2 separate regions of the Homo sapiens genome follow, and region 2 is linked to region 1. The links are chromatin contacts, found by Hi-C in ENCODE. All regions are on one chromosome and are shown on one strand. The core of a region is the stretch at or near the end of the contact, and the rest is flanking DNA. Distances in the headings are between cores, read along the strand shown. Region 1 overlaps EIF2AK2 (eukaryotic translation initiation factor 2 alpha kinase 2). Region 2 holds the start of PRKD3-DT (PRKD3 divergent transcript).

What was found. A loop is a pair of places that touch in the nucleus more often than their neighbours do. Pooled maps may share reads with other maps.
Region 2: a loop to region 1 is called in a pooled map, with 3 times the contacts of the local background. The contact joins the promoter of PRKD3-DT here to the enhancer-like site in region 1. A Hi-C loop is called at or near these places in 4 of 37 single-sample maps with no recorded cell type and 4 of 50 pooled maps.

What each region holds. Positions count from the first base shown.
Region 1 is chr2:37,102,576-37,105,275 of GRCh38, forward strand. It overlaps EIF2AK2 (eukaryotic translation initiation factor 2 alpha kinase 2), which reads right to left. Exons shown (of 17, transcript NM_001135651.3): 17 at 1-2,700. Among named protein-coding and RNA genes, the nearest start is that of GPATCH11, 19 kb to the left of the region's middle. Within about 2 kb of position 1,341, at least 5 of the 41 ENCODE cell types and tissues checked have a DNase peak (open chromatin) inside an H3K27ac peak, as active enhancers do.
Region 2 is chr2:37,323,808-37,326,507 of GRCh38, forward strand. It overlaps PRKD3-DT (PRKD3 divergent transcript), which reads left to right and starts at 1,274. Exons shown (of 2, transcript NR_183394.1): 1 at 1,274-1,715; 2 at 2,670-2,700. PRKD3 (protein kinase D3) reads right to left here and starts at 1,026. Exons shown (of 19, transcript NM_005813.6): 1 at 874-1,026. RefSeq lists an enhancer at 37-116 and a silencer at 757-1,386.

The DNA of each region.
Region 1 (2,700 bases), core at 91-2,590:
GATACATACATGCATATATATGTATTATATAAAATACATATTCATACACATATGTGCACACACACAGGATGGCTTCATGGACATGCAACCTGTGCAGTTGCACAAGACTGTGCTTAGAAGCACCCCACACCTAATTTTTGAACGAGGGCCGTACAGTTTCATTTTGCCCTTAGTCCCACAAATTATGTAGCTGGCCATACACACACATGCACACATACCACATACCCACATGTATATATGCATATATTGTGTACATATGTATATACATTGAATATATTTAACATAAGTGTTAAGTATGCATGTGAATTTTATGTATGTATTTATGTTAAACATGTACGTATTTAAATAACATGTGGTTTAGTGATAAAAATTCCCTAAAAGGTATGTTTCTAGGGAGGCAATTATATTAAAATGGCTCTCAAAATTTCTGTGTGTGTGTGTGTGTGTGTGCATTTTAATTAGCAAATAAGGTCCCAGGCTCTTGCCCCTGTCCTCCTCTGAGTAAGAGGATACTTTTTACTTTAATTTTGAGGCCAAGAAAATATATACTCACAAATCAAAAGAAGTTGCTAAGAAATGCTATATTCATTTAATAAGAGTAGGAATATATATATCTTTTTTTTTCTTTTTTTTTTTTGAGACTGAGTTTTGCTCTTGTCACCCAGGCTGGAGTGCAATGGCGTGATCTCAGCTCACTGCAACCTCCACCTCCTGGGTTCAAGCGATTCTCCTGCCACGGACTCCCGAGTAGCTGGGATTACAGGCGCCTACCACCACACCCAGCTAATTTTTGTATTTTTAGTAGAGATGGGGTTTCACCATGTTGGCCAGGCTGGTCTCGAACCCCTGACCTCAGGTGATCCACCCGTCTCGGCCTCCCAGAGTGCTGGGATTATAGGCGTGAGCCACCATGCCCAGCCAGAGTAGGAATATTAAAATGAGGTCAGTAAAGATAAGGCTACATTCTCACTAACTGGCCACATCATTTAGTGTTTCTTTTGAATATAGCCTCATTAATCAAAACCAGATATTGTTTTTTTAAAAAAAGATTTCTCTCTACGCAGAACATTTCCAAATCTACAGAAAAGTTCAAAGAATAATACAACAAACACCTGTGTACTGTCATCTAGATTTACCAATTGTACAATGGCTAATATTTTGCCACATGTGTGCCCTCTTTCTCTCTCCATGTTGATTTTTGCTGAACATTGAAAGTTGCAGACATCATGACACACTTGGCCTCTAAATGTTTGTGCATGCATTGCCTAAAAAAACATTTTTGGCTGGGTGCAGTGACTCATGCCTGTAATCTCAACACTTTGGGAGGCCAAGGCAAGTGAATCACCTGAGGTCAGGAGTTCAAAACCAGCTGGGTCAACATGGTGAAATTCCGTCTCTACTAAAAATAGAAAAAATTAACCTGGAGTGGTGGCAGATACCTGTAATCCCAGCTACTCAGGAAGCAGAGGCAGGAGAATCACTTGAACCTGGGAGGCAGAGGTTGCAGTGAGCCGAGATCGTGCCACTGCACTCCAGCCTGGGCGACACAGTGAGACTCTGTCTCAAAACAAACAAACAAACAAAAACAAAATAAAACAAAACAAAAAGACATTTTCTACATATACTATTATCACACCTGAGAAAACAGTTATTTGGCATTGTTATCTAATATGCAGTCTATATTCAAATGTTCTCAATTGTCCCGAAGATATCTTTATAGCTGTTTGCTGGGTTGTTGCTTTCTTTTATTATTATTATTATTTAGATATGATCTCACTCTGTCACCCAGGCTGGAATGCAGTAACATGATCATGGCTCACTGCGGCCTTGACCTCCTAGGCTCAAGTGATCCTCCCACCTCACCCCCCCAAGTAGCTGGGACCACAGATGCACACTACCATGCCCAGCTAATTTTCTGATTTTTTGTAGAGATGAGAACTCACTGTGTTGCCCAGGCTAGTCTCAAAATCCTATGCTCAAGCCATCCTCCCCTTTTGACCTCCCAAAAATGCTGGGATAACAGGCATTAGCTACTGCGTCCAGCTTTTGTCTTTTTAAATATCCAGAATACAATAAAGATTCAAACATTGCATTTGGTCATTGTATCTTACAAGTCTCTCCCCTTTTTTTTTTTTTCATGACACTGACTTTTTGAGAAGCCCAAGTCAATCATCTTATAGAATGACTACATTCAGGATTTGTCTAATAATTTCCTCATGATTAAATTCCAGTTTAACACTTTGTGCAAGAAAACTAAATAGGTAAAATTCTTAAGTCACATCAGGAGGGGCATAATGTTAGGGTGTTCCACCTTGGGTGATGCTAAATTGAATCACTTGGTTATTGTGGTGACCATTGTAAAGGTACATTTTCCCCTGTATAATTGATACCTCTTCTGTAGGATTATATTTAAATCCTTGTAGAAGATCCTATTCCACAATAGCTTTTCATCCAATAGTTTTAGCATCTATTGATGAACGTTACGTGAAAAATCTATGAACTGCTCTTTATGAACACTTTTTAAAGCCTTTATAAAACTATTTTCTCTTACTGTATTTTCACTTTTTGCTTAACCTAAATTTGGCCCTTTTTAAAAATCCTAAAATCATATGGCAGTTTTAGAATGGTAGCTGGTTGCTGCTATAGTTTGCATGTTTGTCCCCCAAAATCTCATGTTGAAATTTGATCCCAGTGTTGGAG
Region 2 (2,700 bases), core at 24-2,523, 220 kb after region 1:
TATCCTTCCTAATCAAAGATGACACCGATAGTCTTATTTCCTGTGGGGATGGGTGTGATTGAAGACACAGTTACGTCCATGCCATCAATCTGTGTGTGGAAAAGTCGGCAGGTCGCGCGCACACACTTGTCGCTTGAATCGTATGTGTGCCTGCAGACGGCAAGGCCTATGCCTCTGACTGCGTTCACCTGAAATAAAATACCCAACCGGCAATACAGTAGTATATGGTTATTTTCACTGCTCAAAGAAACAGTGGCACTCCTCAGTGTTTCAGCTTAAGGAAAACCTCCCAGGAGGGAGCAACTCGGAACAATGCTGCAACTAGCAAATCCAAACGCAGTCGGGATACTGGGGCGAGGGGCTTACATTCTCCAAGCACCATTTACTCACCCCTTTGAGACGACTACAACGCAAAGTGAGGAAATGAAACGAAAAAGCTGGTCCAAAATTCGGCACTGCGAGCGCCGCGGGTCTGGCTTCGGGAACTAGTTTGGGAGACCCGGGAACGGATCGCCTCCGATGGGCCGGGCGCGGTGGTCTCCAGCGGAGCGCGAACCCAAGTTGCCCTCCGCGCGGACGCCGGAACTTGGCCCCTCTGGCGGCTGCGGCGGCGCCCCCGCTCCCCCTCAGCCGCCCACCTCCCGCCGCGCGCTCCCCCAACTTCCCGCCCAGCGCGGCTGACACCGCCCAGCCCGGCGCGGGGTCCGAGTCCTGTCGCCGCCGCCGCCGCGTGCAGTTGGGGGGTTGGGGGTTTGGGGGATGGGGGAGGGGCCGCCGCCGCCTCAGCCCGACGGGCCGGGAGAACAAAGCGGCGGCGGCGGCGGCGCGAACTTTTTCGGTGTCTGTTCAGCGCTCCCCGAGGCGACTACTTACAGTGGCAGGCTCGGCCCGTCGTGAGAAACTGCGCCCGCCAGCGTCTGAGTACCGGACGAGGCGCCAGCGAGGCTTCACGCGCCTCGCAGGATCCCGCCCGCCTCCGGCGCCCCTTCCTCCCTCCCTCCCCGTCCCGTCCTGGGGCCGGAGGGCGGGGGGCCGGGGCGCGCGGGGGGCGGGGGCGCGCGGCCAGCGCGGGGCCTGCCGGGAGCTGTAGTTCCTCGGCCCGCGCCCGCCGGGAGGTGGCCGCGGCGGGAGGTCGGGGTTGTCTCTGCCCCGCGAAGGGGCGCCGGGAGCGCCGGGTACAGTCGGGCTGGCTCCGCACCCTCGAGTTCCGGGCGTCTTCGTGAGCGCGGGGGCACGGGGCAGGGGCGCCGCGGGAGTCGCGAGCGTGTCTATCAGTTACACGCGGTACTTGATCGCGCTGTTGCCGACGGTACTGTCTTTTCCTCTACTGCCGTGCACTCTTGAGGGAGGCGGTGGCGACAATGGGCCAGAGGTGATAGTTGGAACGGGGGACTTGTAAGGCGTCCAGAGCAGAGAGCTGCTTCCACCCTGAGATGTCACAGCCCTCCCGCATGCTCCTCCCTGCTGCCTGCCCCCGGGGTGGCCGCCGGCACCGCAGCTCGGCGCCCAAACCGGCACGTCCCAAGCCCGACGTTCCGGTGACTGCAGGGGTTTTCCCGGTGCTCGGTGTTTCCTCCCCGTCGGCCTTTAAACGCGAATGTGACCCTACCACCAAAGTGGAGTGCAGTCCAGAATCACCAAACCTGGGCTTCCAGGTGTCTGGAAACACAATGTTAACATTTGTTTTGCTCCAAAACAAAGTATGACCGTGTCGGGTGAGTGGGGCGGGAGTGGGAGTCAGCAGCATAAGGATCTAGAGGGAAAATACACTGTGCATAAATTTTCGATGTCTTATGTGAGAGAAAGGCCTGAGAAGCTGACAGGCATTGTCACAGAAGCCACATGATTCTCCTTATGTCAACATTTTATCCCAAAAGTACTTAAATATATTGAAACAATCAGAGGGACTACAATCAAGAGGGCAGTTTTCTTTCTTCTCTCTTTTTCTTTCTTTTCCCCTTTCTCTCTTTCTTCTTTCTCTCTAGAAAAGGTTTTACTCTGTCATCCAGGCTGAAGTGCAGTGACACGATCATAGCTCACTGCAGCCTGGAGCTGCTGGGCTCAAGTGATTATCCTGCGTCAGCCTCCCAAGCAGCTGGGACTACAGGCGTGTGCCACCACGCCCCACTAACTTTTAAGTTAGTTTTTGTAGAGACGAGGTCTCTTGCTGTGTTACCCAGGCTGGTCTCCTGACCTCAAGAGATCCGCCCGCCTCGGCCCTCCAAATCGTTGGGATTACAGGCGTGAGACACCGCGCCCAGCCAAGAGGGCAGTTTTCAAGAATAGAAAGAAAAATAAACATAAATTAGCCCCTACTTTTGATACAAAATCATCACTCTTAATGGATGTCCTCGGATTTAAAGTTAAGAAATGAAAATATTAAGATAATTTATATTAAACATAAGGCAGGTAAGATTGTGTAAAACCTTGATTACTTTATTTAAAAATCTATTTAAAAAAAGATTTCTGAAACATTCTCAGGAATTGGAAGTTGCTAAATGTCTTACATCCAGCAGTATCTAATTCAATCTTACTATATTTTTGTTATTAGAGTCCTATTCAGCTATTCTTTTACTTTAAAATTGAAAGTAGATTTACTCAAGTTTGCCTTCTTTTTAAAGGACTCTCTTGCTTAACTTTGCCCTTTTCTTCCTTTCACTTCCCAACAGACGTTTTAGTCCAGCCCCAAATTTTGCCTCT